Linked DNA regions of Homo sapiens: regions 1 and 2 are each linked to region 3. Evidence: chromatin contacts called from ENCODE Hi-C or POLR2A ChIA-PET data. All regions are on one chromosome and are shown on one strand. Each heading gives the region's core, a stretch centred on a gene start or an enhancer-like site at or near the end of the contact. The rest is flanking DNA. Distances are from core to core; before and after follow the strand shown.

What was found. A loop is a pair of places that touch in the nucleus more often than their neighbours do. ChIA-PET counts read pairs that join two places held with the same protein, here RNA polymerase II (POLR2A). Pooled maps may share reads with other maps.
Region 1: a pooled map shows a loop between it and region 3 (6-fold over the local background). The contact joins the promoter of LRRC20 here to the enhancer-like site in region 3. A Hi-C loop is called at or near these places in 7 of 50 pooled maps. POLR2A ChIA-PET finds 5 or more read pairs at or near these places in 2 of 52 experiments (Panc1 and activated T-cell).
Region 2: a pooled map shows a loop between it and region 3 (5-fold over the local background). The contact joins two enhancer-like sites. A Hi-C loop is called at or near these places in 8 of 50 pooled maps. POLR2A ChIA-PET finds 5 or more read pairs at or near these places in 2 of 52 experiments (Panc1 and naive thymus-derived CD4-positive, alpha-beta T cell).

Annotation. Positions count from the first base shown.
Region 1 is chr10:70,380,149-70,384,916 of GRCh38, reverse strand. It overlaps LRRC20 (leucine rich repeat containing 20), which reads left to right and starts at 2,292. Exons shown (of 5, transcript NM_001278212.2): 1 at 2,292-2,368. RefSeq lists enhancers at 1,788-1,887, 2,418-2,617, 2,462-3,081 and a silencer at 2,018-2,387.
Region 2 is chr10:70,830,531-70,835,071 of GRCh38, reverse strand. The region is part of intron 2 of SGPL1 (sphingosine-1-phosphate lyase 1); the gene reads right to left. Among named protein-coding and RNA genes, the nearest start is that of SGPL1, 17 kb to the right of the region's middle. Within about 2 kb of position 1,736, at least 6 of the 41 ENCODE cell types and tissues checked have a DNase peak (open chromatin) inside an H3K27ac peak, as active enhancers do.
Region 3 is chr10:70,577,189-70,581,938 of GRCh38, reverse strand. No RefSeq gene overlaps it. Among named protein-coding and RNA genes, the nearest start is that of PRF1, 23 kb to the left of the region's middle. Within about 2 kb of position 3,463, at least 8 of the 41 ENCODE cell types and tissues checked have a DNase peak (open chromatin) inside an H3K27ac peak, as active enhancers do.

The DNA.
Region 1 (4,768 bases), core at 1,043-3,542, 200 kb after region 3:
GTTAGTAGATGAGAGACATGCGACCTACTTGCCTCAGTTGGCAGCTAGCCACTTCCCAGAAGCAGAGCCTTCTGACTGCCTGGCGATGAACCCGGATGCATGAGGGAGTCCAGCTGAGACCAGAAGAACTGCCCAGCTAAGCCCAGCCTCAAATACTGACCCATAAAATCATGAACTAAATAAGTAGTTATTGTTTTAAGCCACAACTAAGTTTTGGGGTGTTTTATTATGCAGGAAACACTGATGGATACAAGCACTGAACATGCGTCAAGCTCTGGTATTTGCAATCAGGCAGACTCTCGGGAGTAAAGACTTGTGCAGAGATGATAGAATAATGGGTATAATGCACTAAGTGCTCTGGAGAAGCAAAAACAGTAGGAATAGAAGAGGTGGATTTGAGCTAGGGAGGGATCTTGTCTCTGTGGAGTTAGAGGGTCCAGGATGAACTGCCTGGGACAGGGGACTGTCTGAGGGAAAGTATGAATGTTGGAAACCCCAGGCTGGGGCCATCAGCCAGCAGTATATACTGAGCCCTTACCATGGGTACAGAAACACTGTACTGGCTGTCTCAAGTCTGCGTATGGACTAGCAGAGGAGAGAAGACATCCACGTGTAAAAGTTGGGTAGAAGTGTCATGCTGGTTTTCAGTGAAAACAGAAGTAGCTATGCCTGCTTTGTCCACAGTGGCAAGCAGCATCTCGGCTTGGGCAGAATGGGACTCTACCCATTAGTTATTTATATCTGGTACTTGCTATATATCTGGCAGGGATGTGGTGTTGATGGGTTGAGAGAGATCTCCATAGTTTTCCCTGGGAAGGCACAAGGGGTCAGAAAACATGGCTGCTTAAGTATCCACTTGACTGGTAACCCCTTGAGGGCAGGGTCTGTGTCTGATTCATGTCAGTATACCCCAAGACACAAGGCTTTGCATATACTAAGCAATCAGTTTCAAAAGACTTACTTTGGAGATATTTATCATCCTCTTCTCTTTATTCCTACTAACCTATTGTAGTTTTTTCCTAGGGCTGCTATAACAAATGGACATAAACTGGGTGGCAACAGAAATTTATTCACTTACAGCTCTGGAAGCTATTAAGTCCAAAATCAAGGTGTCTGGAGGGTTAGTTCCTTTTTGGAGGCTCTGAAGGAGGAATTATTCCCTGCCCGTTCCTAGCTTCTGGTCCCTGCTGGCAGTGCTTGGCACTCCTGGCCTTGGAAATGCATCAGCTGATCCCTGCCGCCATCACCACAGGTGGTTCTCCCTGTGCGTCTCTTCTGTGTCTCTTCTCTTACAACGACACCAGTCTCAGTGGATTAGGGGCCCGCCCTACTCCAGCATGACCTTAACTCATTACATCTGCAACGGCCCTACTTCCAAATAAGATCACATTCTGATGAACTTTAACATATTGTTGGGGGTGGAGAGGGCATAAGTAACCCTTAACATCCATCGAGGCCCAAGGGAATGTGTGTTCTTTGACTGCCTAGACCCCCTAGAGGCGGAATTAAATATTCTTTTTTTTTTCTTTGAGACAGAGTCTCACTCTGTCCACTCAGGTTGGAGTGCCCATCTCGGCTCACTGCAACCTCCGCCTCCCGGGTTCAAGCGATTCTCCTGCCTCAGCATCCCGAGTAGCTGCGGCTACAGGCGCCTGCCACCACGCCCGGCTAATTTTTGTATTTTTAGTAGAGACGGGGGTTTTGCCATGTTGGCCAGGCTGGTCTCGAACTCCCGACCTCAGGTGATCCGTCTACCTCGGCCTCCCAAAGTGCTGGGATTACAGGCGTGAGTCGCCGCGCCCCGCCCTCAAGTCATATTTTATAGATGAGAACATTAGGATTGGAGACGCAGGGCCGAGACACAGGGCCTTGCATATACTAAAAACCTCAATGGGCACCCGAAGTCATCATAGGAAAATTTCCCTATGCTCCATGTTCACGTGTTTCAAAGTATCCCTGATCTGGCTAATTCAACTCCATTCCCTCGAGAAAACCCAATCTGGAGCCCCGGTCCTAGAGATCCTGGGATGTACTGCGCGTCCCACTCTGTATCTCCGCCCCCTCAGGCGTTCTCCCTCTAGAAGCAGCACACAAAGCGGTTACTCCCTGCGGCCGGGAGCGCGCGGGCTGCCCTTCCGCGCGCCACCCCCGCGCGCGCCGCTCCCCCACTGATTGGCTGAGCGCATCCCGAGCCCAGCCTGCTCCCGCCGCGGCGCCGGTCCTGGCGCCGGGATTGGCGGAGTGGCCGCGCGCGCAGATCCCGCAGCCCCGCGCGCCCCGCCCCGCCGGCTCGGAACTCGCCTGGGGCGCCGCCGGCGGCGGAGGGAGCGTGACTGCGCTGCGCAGGGCGCTAGGAGGCATTGTCGCCGTAAGTGGAGCCAAAAGCGGCCCGGAGCGGGACCACACGCTTCTTGCCCCGCAAAGTAAATGTAGTCCGAGGTCAAGCGTTGCAGGGGCTGGGGGAGAGAGGGCGAGAAGTGTTCCGATTTTTGCAGCGTCCCCTCCCCTCCCCCAGGTCACCCGGTGGAAAAGAGCAGCGGTGCACCAGCGGAGGCTCTGGCGGTGCCAAGGGGCTCGGCATGCGCGGGCTCTTGCTTGCTCACTGCACCTGGACCCCGATGGTTCAGGGGAGTGGGTGCAGAGGTGCCAGGGAATAGGGAGCTCGGAGAACCGCTCCCAGGCGGGCCTCCATTCCTCGCGGGAGGCGCCCTTGCTTGGAGAGGCTGCTGTGCATTTCGTCCCCGAAGCGACACTTTCGGGGTTTGCTTCCGCTCTGGGGAGCTGCAGACGCCTGCTCCAGAGCGTGCCTCTCGGCCTCCGGGCAGCGTGGGAGCCCCGGGGCCTCTGCGATCACTACCATTCTTCCCTCTGCCAGCTTTATTCTCCCAGTCCCCGCCTGCCGGGCCAGCGGACGAGGTGCCATTGGCTGCAGGCACCGGGGGTGAGGCGGATCCTGGCACGCGGGGCTGGGGGACCCTTGCCTGGCTACCGCGCGTAGTGCTGGAGGCTCAGTCCGAGGATGCCTAGATGTTAGCGAGGGAGCACGCGCTGAGCTTCCCGAACCCCATGCCACAAAAACAAGGCGCCAGCAGGTCCCGCTCACGTCCCAGCGGGCTTCTTTCCCTGGGGTGGGGAAGTGGGTCAACTTCGTTCTGATCTGAAGGGGGGTTTGGGACTATTTGGGTCGCTCCTCACCTCCCCACCCGCTCCCCGGCTTGGCATGGTCCAGAGCCCGGGCTGGAGCCAGCGGTAGGGCCAGCTTGCACACATGGCTCCGGAGGCTCCGGTTGCCCATCCGAGCCCCTGCCAGGCTCTAACGTTCCCAACTGACAACACCAGTAACTAAATATAGGAGCAGATGGTGGGGACGGGCTGTCGCAGCGGCTCCTTTGCAGAGGTCTCCGGACTGCAGATAAGGTAGAGTTATTGATGGTAAGGGCTGGAGTCAGGGGGCCAGGTCAGGGTTTAAGCAAAAATCACCCCTCCCCCAGCCAGCCTGAGTCCAGGTGAAACCAGGTTATAGGGACAGGAGGGCTGTATTGCCAGCTCCCCCAAAGCAGGACAACGTTTTTGTCTGGCATTGAATTTATTACATCCAAACTTCCTCTCTACACCTGTTTGATTACCTACTGGTAATGCCTTGGTGTGGGAAACATGTAATGGTTCGCAAAGTCCTTTCCCAAAAGTTACATATCAGTTACTTCCCACAATAATCCGGTGAGGAAGGTGGTATTTCCATTTTACAAATGGGACTGCTCACAACACTGTTAACTTTGCAAAACTATGGATTAGGCTGCCTTCCTCAAAAAACTTCTCTTAGTTCGCTACACAGAAGCAGAGGACAGCCTTGTAAGAGGGCTGCAGTTCCCTTCCTCAGTAATCTGGGAGCCCATTGGCTCCCTGTCTCTCTCTCTCCTGAATCTCTTTGTGCACCTGCTGCTCACCCCTGTCCCTTCCCCCTGGCCATGCCATGTGCCTTCATGCCCCCCTAGGCCTGGCCCTGTAGCCTTACTACTATCAGGCTCATCCTGCCTCCCAGTGGGAAGCTTGTTCTAGCCCATACCCAGTCTCTGCCCCTTTACTCCCACAGTGGGGGCCTTATGGAAGGTGTCCAGGAGACGTTTGCTGGATTTAAACATTTCACCGGACCAGGATGCTCACTCTGAGGAATGGGGTTGAGGGTGTGTGGAGAGGGCCATGCTTTGAGGATGTAGGCAGTGTGAGTATGAGCTTCGACCCTGTGCTGAAGTGTCTCTGGGATTTGGAGTGCTTTCCCTGACATTTTCTAAGGCCTACCCTCTATTGCCTGGGACTGGCTGGGGCCAGTAGTGCCAGCTGGCTGGGGTGCCCCAAGCGGCGATCTGGCCCATGTGGGCTGATGGTGTCTGTTTCTGCCTTTTGGAACACTCTGTGACTCTCCACTACCACCATCCCTGCAGATGGCATTGACCAGGTACCCTGAGGAGCTCAGGCCTGTCAGCTGGACTTCATGAAACAATTCTTCCTTGTGGAGAAAGGGGCAGTTTTAGGTGAAGGGAGGATGGCTTCCTAGCTAGTTAATAAGCGTGGTGATTTTAAGCAGCGGGAACCTTTTGGGGGTCCCGAGCACATTTTTGCTGTACTCAGAGCATCCTCCATCCTCTGGCATAGAAGGAAGGGGCCCTTCTTCCTACTGAATTGCCCTGACACCTAGACTTTACATGTTGTTTCTGTTCCTGTACCTGTGTACACTCTGACCCACACAATAGGACGTCTGAACTTGCCACCA
Region 2 (4,541 bases), core at 487-2,986, 250 kb before region 3:
TTTAAGCTTAACAAGACACAGTGGCAGTGGGTTGAATCTGCAGAGGAGAATGGCTGGTTATCTGTAACTGGACTCTGCACACCGTGGCACTCTGCCTACAAGTTCACAAGGTTCATCACATCATAGGCCATCAGAGCTGAACCTGTCCTTCACAGATGAAGACATTGAGGCCTACAGGTCACAAAGCTCGGAAATAGCGGAGCCAGGACTCAAATCTTCTGGTTTAAAATGCATTGTTTTTTCCACTGCCTAGTTTTCCAGAGCCAAACTATCAGTGGCACAAATCAGGAGACCAACAGTTCTCAAAGTCCTGTCAGCTAGTTTACTCCAAGAGCCAAAGGAAAGGCTCTCATCTTCACTACGCTCCCAGTGAAGGCATACAGAACTTCCAGATGACCTAACGGCATCCTACAAGGGCTGAGCATTTTGGGGAAGTGAACTGCTATTGCATGGCCTTTTCGAACTGCAAACTTCATTCTTCTCTGAGCTAGAGACTTACACTCATACTACTTATTTGCTTACAAAAGAAAGACGGAAAGAAATTAGTTTGAAAAGTACTTCAGAAAAGTTGTCTTCAAAATCATAAAATGCTACTGTCTGAAGGAACCTTAGAGACCACCTATAGTCCAATCTCATTGCAGTGATGAAGAAACTGAGGCCACAGACTAATACCAAAATGTGCCTTCCCTGGTTTCAAACTAGAGGCACAGCCCCCAAGAGAATCTATCTTCTTCTTCAATATTCTTTCCATAAAGCCAGTGGGGGTACATCAATATCATCCAAGAAGCATGATTCCTGGAACGAATCATCTTCTTGGGTCAGAATACCCCACCCACAGGGTCAGAGTACAGAATGTGTATTTTGTAAACCTCCCTCCGGTGATTCTGACAGGCAACACTGCTTAAGAATCCATTCTCTTCCCCATCCTTTTCTTTTATTAAAAGATGACCCAGTAGCTGACTTAACATATTACTGACACCCAATCACCAAACTTAATGGCTACCCGGTATTCACGCAGCAGGGAAAAGACATCCACGAAGCTTTCCTGGGAAGTGTTAAAAGTCAGGGCCCAGTCACGTCACTCTACTAGATATCAATTCATTGTTCCTGCCTAATATTTATTCTTTGGCCAGATACTAATAAAAATCAAAATCTTCTACCCCACAATCCTGCAAAGAAGACAGAATTTGTTATTTGTTTTCCTGAACTATTCAACGCTCAATACTTTTTCCAGAAGGACCATAAATCTGAGCTTTACAGCAGGAATGGGCTGTTGAGGAAAAGAAAAATCTGTTCTACCCAGTTCAAATGTTACTCTAAGGACTAAGCCTCAGCCTAGGGAGTGAAGTTAAAATACAGAAGAGACTCAGTTAGTATATTTATTCTTATCAGCTTCTGCCCCCCCACCAAAAAAAGAAAAGCCAGAAAGCAAAGCTAATTTAATCTGATTTTCTTTCATATTACAGTCTACAGAACTTCAAAGTGCAAGGTAAACAGGTAAGAAAATACTATTGTCTTTATAGCCTCCAAAAGCATTAAAGTTTATCATCAAAAACACATCACAACCCCAAAGGGAAAATCCTCTTGGGTCATTAAAGAAGTAAGAACTGAGCAACAAAACCAGACAGCCATTCCAAGCAACCAGTAGTGACTGTGAGAAACGTTTGAGGAAACTGAATCATCATTTCTTAGGAGACAAAAAGCAAACCACATACTTCCCCCAAAATTCCACTATGTGAGTCAAGAGATCCAGTATCTGAGAAGTTCGTCTCAAAAAGCTTAAGAGTCTACATTTTCCCTTCTAGCCTGGCCTTGCCAGATATGTACACTTGGTACCATTCCCCAAGCACCAACTGCTATACACTTAGCATGGGAGTATTCAGGCAAAGCATCTTTCCATCCCTGAAATAACAAAACCATCTTGGCCACAGAAAGAACACACATATGAAATGTTCCCAAGTCATCAGAAGTGCACTCATGGAAAACCACAGCTTCTAAGTTCCTAAAAGCTGAACCCGAAACACTGCTAAATGGTCACTTTATTAATGTACTTGTGGTCAGGACAAGGCATCAAGTAAAGGGAGATGCTGATTCTGTTAAGTAACAATTCTGAGCACCTCTCTTCTGAAATACATATTTAAAAGTATCAGGAGCAGCTTATACTAGGAGAGAAGACTAAATGCATAAAACTGAATTCAATAAGCAGAGGAACACACTGAAGGACACAGAGATAAGAGCAATTACCAGTTTTGTAGGAAAATAGACTCCCAGCCTAAGGCAAGTAGGTAAGATATGGGGGGAAAAATATGCAAATTTGCACATGGAATGTTGCTAAGTTTGCTATGAACTCTCAGAGTCTGACAATAAATAGCTAAATGACTTACTGTGCACATGTATACAGGTTATATTTCAAAGCACAAATGAGTTTCATCATTCTCTAAAACTAGAAATGATAATTTCTTGGATAATAAGCAAGATCTAGTGGAAAAGATCCCGTATTTCTCACACAGAAAGAAGTCTTAACTTCTCTGAGCATATCACGATTGGGGAAGGGCAGAGGTTAGCTGACTTCTCCAGTCCCATACTTATCTTACTAACAGAATTCTCTATCTTTGTCTGGGAGTTAAGACACTTAGACTTTTCATAACCATTTGTGGAAATTCCTTCCCTACAACAGTCATGCTGCTATTAGAGATGAGGAATACTGAATATTTGCTGAGAAGTGTAACCTAACTAAAGCTATTTCTCTAGAGATTTCCAACACGTAAGCCTGCTCAAAAGAATAAGCAGGGACCTATCCCTAGGTCTCTGACTGACCTTCAACTATATAAACACCCTTTGGAAAGTGCATCTTCGAAATTACCAAGAACCTACTTTTAAAAGCTGAAGTAAGCAGCTGAGTAAATTTAATTTAAAATTAATACTTGGAAGAGTTTCAAACTTTGTGGTATCTATTGAAAGTGAGCAGGAAAGTGTGCTTCTGTGATGTTATACGTATATATTGGTTTGCATCCATGGTTCCTGGTTCATAACCCCCATAGCCCTTGTTATAGTCTTCTATTATAATGCTGGGGCACTTTGGGCCTCAGGAAACAGAATCTCTCTCAACCTTCTCCTGTCCTCTTTTACCTGCCTCAAAGCAAGACTCTAGTCCAACTGTGGGCCAAAAAACCCTCATTCCTGGGAGGGTTGTGCCCCATATTCTGGAGGAAGGAAGGCTGCACAGAAAGGCCAGCGACAACCTGAACAGACAGGCCTTGCTGGGTTTCCGGTCAGTCTATTAGTATGAGATCATGCCTCCTGTGTCCAGTCACATTTCTACATGGTTGTCAATCATGCCTATGTAACTAAGCCTCCATAAAAACCCAAAAGGACAGGGTTCAGAGAGCCTCTGGATAGCTGAACACATGGAGGTTCCTGGAGGGTGGTGCACCCAGGGAGGCATGGAGGCTCCACACCCCTTCCCCTATACCTTGCCCCATGCATCTCTTCATTTGTAACCTTTGCAGTATCCCTTAAAATAAACCTGTAAACCTAAGTAAATGTTTCCCTGAGTTCTGTGAGCTGTTCCAGCAAATTAATCCAATCCAAGAGGAGGTCATGGGAACCTCACCTTGAAGACAGTCAGTCAGACATTTTGAAGGACCAGACTTGTGACAGGTTGGGGTTGGGGGAGACAGGTATGGGTTGGGACTGAGCCCTCAACCCATAGATCTGATGCTATCTCCAGGTAGACAGTGTCAGAATTGAATTAGGCGACACCCAGTGATGTCTGCTTCTTGGAGTGTGGGGAAAAAAATCCCACACGTTTGGTCACGGAAGTCTTCGGTGTTGATTGTTGTGGTGTGAGAGTAGAGGAGAGAGTTTTTCCCTACGGCTTCCAATGAAAAATTATGCATTATCTGGGACGCCCCTCCGGGTTACCAGATTCTGATTATGAGGAGGCTGTTTACGGCTCTGAAAGTTGTAGATAACTGATAGCAGTGCAAAGTAATCTAGATCCCTAAATATGCAAATTCTGCCGTCAGGTGAAGTTTCACCTGACTTTCCTACCCCTATGACAGAGAGTTGTTTTGCCTCCATTTGCACATTCATTTGATATTCCTGATCCATAAATGAGCAGCTTTTTGGACCTCTCCTTTGAACCAGTTATAACATCTGCCTGGTTTCCTCTTTTGGAGTAAAATAAAATCTTCAACATATGTTCATTTTATATCTGTATAAGAGTCAGGATATTACTTTCGAAAATTATCTTTTAACAAAAGCTAGAGATCTTTGCTGTTCCAGACTCCTCCGACGCCCAGAAAATGCTTGTGAACATAAAATCTTATATAATTACAAAGAATTCAGGACATCCTAAAGGCCAGTCATAAAGGTCCATATTCCCCAGTTAATAACTTCTGTTCTACAATAAAGCATAGAAATAGCCTCGATATTACAAAAGGTCCTATATAAGTAAAGTAAGCCCAAGATCCTGTGTCTCCTGTAGGTGAGAACAAGAGACATTGTTAGATATATCCATTACTTAAAATTCTGTAGGA
Region 3 (4,750 bases), core at 2,214-4,713:
TGCTGACCTCAAGTGATCCTCCTCCCTCAGCCTCCCAAAATGCTGGGATTACAGGTGTGAGCCACCACTCCTGGCTCAAAAATCTTGAAAAAGATTGCTATCTATGTGTTACTCTAAGAAAATGTTGCCATTTTACCAAAACTGACCAAAGGGAAAGTAAGAAGCCCAAAAAGACTAATAAACATAGAAGAAAAAAACTTTATGAAAAATTCACACCTAAAAAAAGACCAGTCCAATATTAAGAGTTCTATGAAAACTTCAAGCCACAGATGATCCACAAGTTATATGAACTATTCCAAAATGTTGAAAAAGACAAAACTACCTAACACATGTATAAAACTATCATAACCCTGACAACAAAATTAAAAAGCATAACATGGTGGAAAAAAAACACTCATAAACATAGTCACAAATATCCTAAATAAAATATTAGAAATTTAGTTTCAGCAATATGATAAAAGAAGACAACACCATGACGTAGTAATAAACATTTAAGAATGTAGGCCGGGCGCAATGGCTCATGCCAATAATCCCAGCACTTGGGGAGGCTAAGGCGGGCAGATCACCTGAGGTCAGGAGTTTGAGACCAGTCTGGCTAACATGGTGAAACCCTGTTTCTACTAAAAATACAAAAATTAACCAGGCGTGGTGGCAGACACCTGTAGTCCCAGCTACTAGAGAGGCTGAGGCAGGAGAATAGCTTTAACCCAGGAGGCAGAGGTTGCAGTGAGTCAAGATCACACCACTGTACTCCAGCCTGGGTGACAAAGTGAGACTCCATCTCAAAAAAAAAAAAAAAGAATGCAAAGGATCAGTCAACATTGGAAAATCTGCTAATGTACTTTTTAAAATTAACATATTAAAGGAGAAAATATATGACCACCTCAATAGATGTCAAGAAAACATTTTTAAAATTAAAAATCAATTTATAATTTTTTAAAATCTGCAAACCAGTAATAAAAGAAAATTTCTTTAATTTGACAAATGCGCCTACTTGAAACCTAGATCAAAAATTACAGTTAGTGGTGAAATATTCCCATTAGACTTAGAAAGTATAAAAATGGTCACTATTCCAAATATTGTTCAGGAAGGTCTAGCCTTTATAACAAAAGACAAGAAAAAGAAATACTAATTATACATATTAGAAAGAAATTAAATAGTTATTATTTGCAGATAATACCATCATCTATCTCCAAAATCCAAGACAAGTTTTTAAAAACTTAGTTATTAAGTGGGTTCAAGAATATGGCCAAATTCAAACAAAAGGAAATATTTATTTTTTCCTACATGAGCACTAATCAATCAGAAAACTTAGTTATTAAGTGAGTTCAAGAATATGGCCAAATTCAAACAAAAAGAAATATTTATTTTTTCCCGCATGAGCATTAATTAGTCAATCAGAAACTGTAATAGAAAAAAAACCATAATTTCAAAAAATAAACCATGAATAAATTTCATGAGAAGTAGGTATGACTTAAAAGAGGAGTGTTAATAACTTTTATTATTAAAAGACACAAAAGAACCTTAATAAACATAGGGAAAAAACATATTCCTTAATGGGAACACACAATATTATAAAAGCGCCCATTCTCCCTAAATTAGTCAATAAATTAAATGTAATTTCAATCAAAATACCAATGAGATTTTTAAATAGAAGTCCATATGCTGGTTCTAAAATCCATTTGGAAATGAAAGTACACTGGAACACTCCAGAAGTATAGAAGAATGAAAAAGAAAGAATGAATGAAAGAAGGAGAGAATGAGGATGGGAGACAGAAGGAGGAAGGGAGAAAGAACAAGAACTTGAGAAGACCTCGAAAAAAATCAATGGAGAGACTAGAGTACACATATAGAATATGTCTGCCTTGCAATGACAGAAAACCCAACCCAGCTCACTTAAGCACAAAAGGATCTGGGTTGTCAGTTAAAAGTTTTGTGGGCATAGGGGTAACCTGGCTCTAGACATGATGGGGTACAGCAGCTAAAGGGCAACAGCAGTTGCCTCAGCTCAATTCCACTGGCCTTGGTGTGTTGGTTTCATTTTCATATTTGTTTTCACCTTGTGGCTGTGTGACAACTGTAGCCACGTCTGGCCTCTCCCTTTTAAGTTCCACAAGAATAGTTAACACTCTTCCAGTCACTCAGAAAAATGCCAGGGATAAGCTCTGATTGGGTGTAATTGGCCGGCTGAGTCACATGGCCAGCCCTGGGCCAATGGCAGTGCCAGGACAATGAGATGCACAAATTGGCTCAAGCCTTGGTTCTTGTTCCTGCTGGGGATGGGGAAAATCAGACATGGTTACCAGAAGGATGAATGGAGGCCAGGAGCAACAACAACCCCGTGTCTACTCTATGGACTCAGGTATAAGTGCTTACTTCACATATGATGAAAACCATAGTTCCAGTAAGGGGGAAATGTGGCTATTCCATAAATAATGTAGGCCAGCCTGGTGCAGTGGCACATGCCTGTGGTCCCAGCTACTTGGGAGGCTGAGGCAGGAGGACTGCTTGAGGCCAAGAGGTCAACACCAGCCTGAGCAACATAGCAAGATCCCATCTCTAAAATAATAATAACAAATAATAATAAATGTGGGCCAACTGGATATCCATTTTGGAAAAAAAAAATACACTATCTCATGTCATTCACAAAAGTTTATTCCAGATGAATTAAAGCATTAAACATAAAAGACAACACTGTAGAAATATTCAAAGAAAACATAGGAAAGAGATCTAGAACCTTGGGTAGGGAAGGCTTGCTTACACAAGTCAAAAAACACACCATGTATAAATTGAACAACTTCTCTATGAAAAAATACACTAAAAACGTTACAAGACCTGAGACAAACTGGGAGAAAGAACTGACTGTATATCTATCTACCTACCCACAAAACAAATTATATTAAAATTTTATGCCTGTTAATTAAAAAAAGACAATCTAGCAGAAAAATGGGCATATACATAACAGAATAAATTCAAATGGCCAGTAAACATATGAAAGGATGTTCCAACCTCATTACTAATCTGGAAAAGTCGAGTTAAGGTAAAAATAAAAGACTTTCTTTCTTATCAGATTGGCAAAAATTAAAAGGATTGGCGACCTCAAATGTTAAGGCAGGAATGGGGAAATGGATACTTTCATAAACTGTGAAAGGCTATGAGTGTTTAATTCAGCTTAGATGCCGTCATTTAGTTCAAAGAAAGAATAACAATTACTTTTGAAGGGCAAAGACACTGTGCAGGTTTGTTGATGGTGAGGTGGGCGGATGTGGGAAAAGGAAAGAATAGCCAAGAGGGGGTGCAAAGTGAAACTCAGAAGGCCCATAGATAATCTACCAGTGTGACTCAGAGAACACAAGCCATTTCCCATTCTTGTGGCTGTAGAGGGGAACCTCTTGAAAGTACACAGGGGTTTAAATAACATCAAGTCAGAGAACCACAAGAATTTGACGGAGGGCTTTCAAAGTCATCATGCTTTCCCCTTAGTCTCCTCCCCGAGTCACCCCAGCCTGGGCACTCTTCCAGGATCTACCTTTCTCTCCTCTCAACCTGTCATCGAAAATGGCAGAGAGGATTACCATATCCAGCCCTGAAACAAGCAAGGATTTGGCATCAGACACGGGTATCTCTAGCTGTAAAATAACACCTTGTGGTATTGTTGGAGGGTTGAACGAGATGATGACTGTAAAAGAAACCAGATATAATGCTTGACAAAGTAAGTAATCTAATAAAGGACATCATAAAATAAGCAAAGGTTATTGATCTGAAGCTAGGTCAGCTCCAGCATAGACTGAGACACACAGGAATGGAGAGGACAGGCTCTAAGACAGCATGTATATCTAATGGTATTTTAAAGCTAAAAAATAAATGCAACATATATGATAAAGTTATCATCTTAACAAATCAATAGGAAAGGGGTCAAGTGTGGTGGCTCACCCTGTAATCCCAACACTTTGGGAGACTGAGGTGGGAGAATCACTTGAGCCCAGAAGTTCAAGACAAGCCTGGCCAACATAGTGAGACCCCATCTCTACAAAAAAAAGAAAATTCAAAAATTAGCCGAGTGTGGTGGCATATGCCTATAGTTCCAGCTCTGGAGGCTGAGGTGGGAGAATCACTTGAGCCTAGGAGGTCGAGGGTGCAGTGAGTTATGATTGCACCACTGCACTCTAGCCTGGGTGATAAAGTAAGACCCTGACCCAGAAGCAGCATAGAATTTAAAAAAGAAAAAGAAAAGAAAAGAAAGAGAAAGGGAGAAAGGGAGAAGAAAAGGAGAAAGGCAGAAAGAAAGAAAAAGAGAGAGAGAGAAAGAAAGAAAAAGAGAGAGAGAGAAAGAAAGAAAGAAAGAAAGAAAGAAAGAAAGAAAGAAAGAAAGAAAGAGAGAAAGAGAGAGAGGGAGGGAGAGAGGAAGGAAGCGAGGAAGGAAGCGAGGAAGGGAGGGAGTGAGGGAAAGAGAAGGAGAAAGAGAAAGAGAAAGAAAGAGGAAGGAAGGAAGGAAAGAATGAAAGAAAGAAAAGAAAGAAAGAAGGAAGGAAAGAAAGAAAGAAAAGGAAGAAAGAAGAAAGAACAAAAAGAAAAAAGGAAGAGAAAGAATGAAAGAAAGAAAAAGAGGAGGAAAGAAGGAAGGAAACAATGAAAGAAGGAAGGAAGGAAAGAAAAGAAAGAAAGAAAAGGAAGAAAGAAGAACAAAAAGAAAGAAAGAATGAATGAAAGAAAGAAAGAGAGAGGAAGGAAGGAGAGAAAGAGAGAGAAA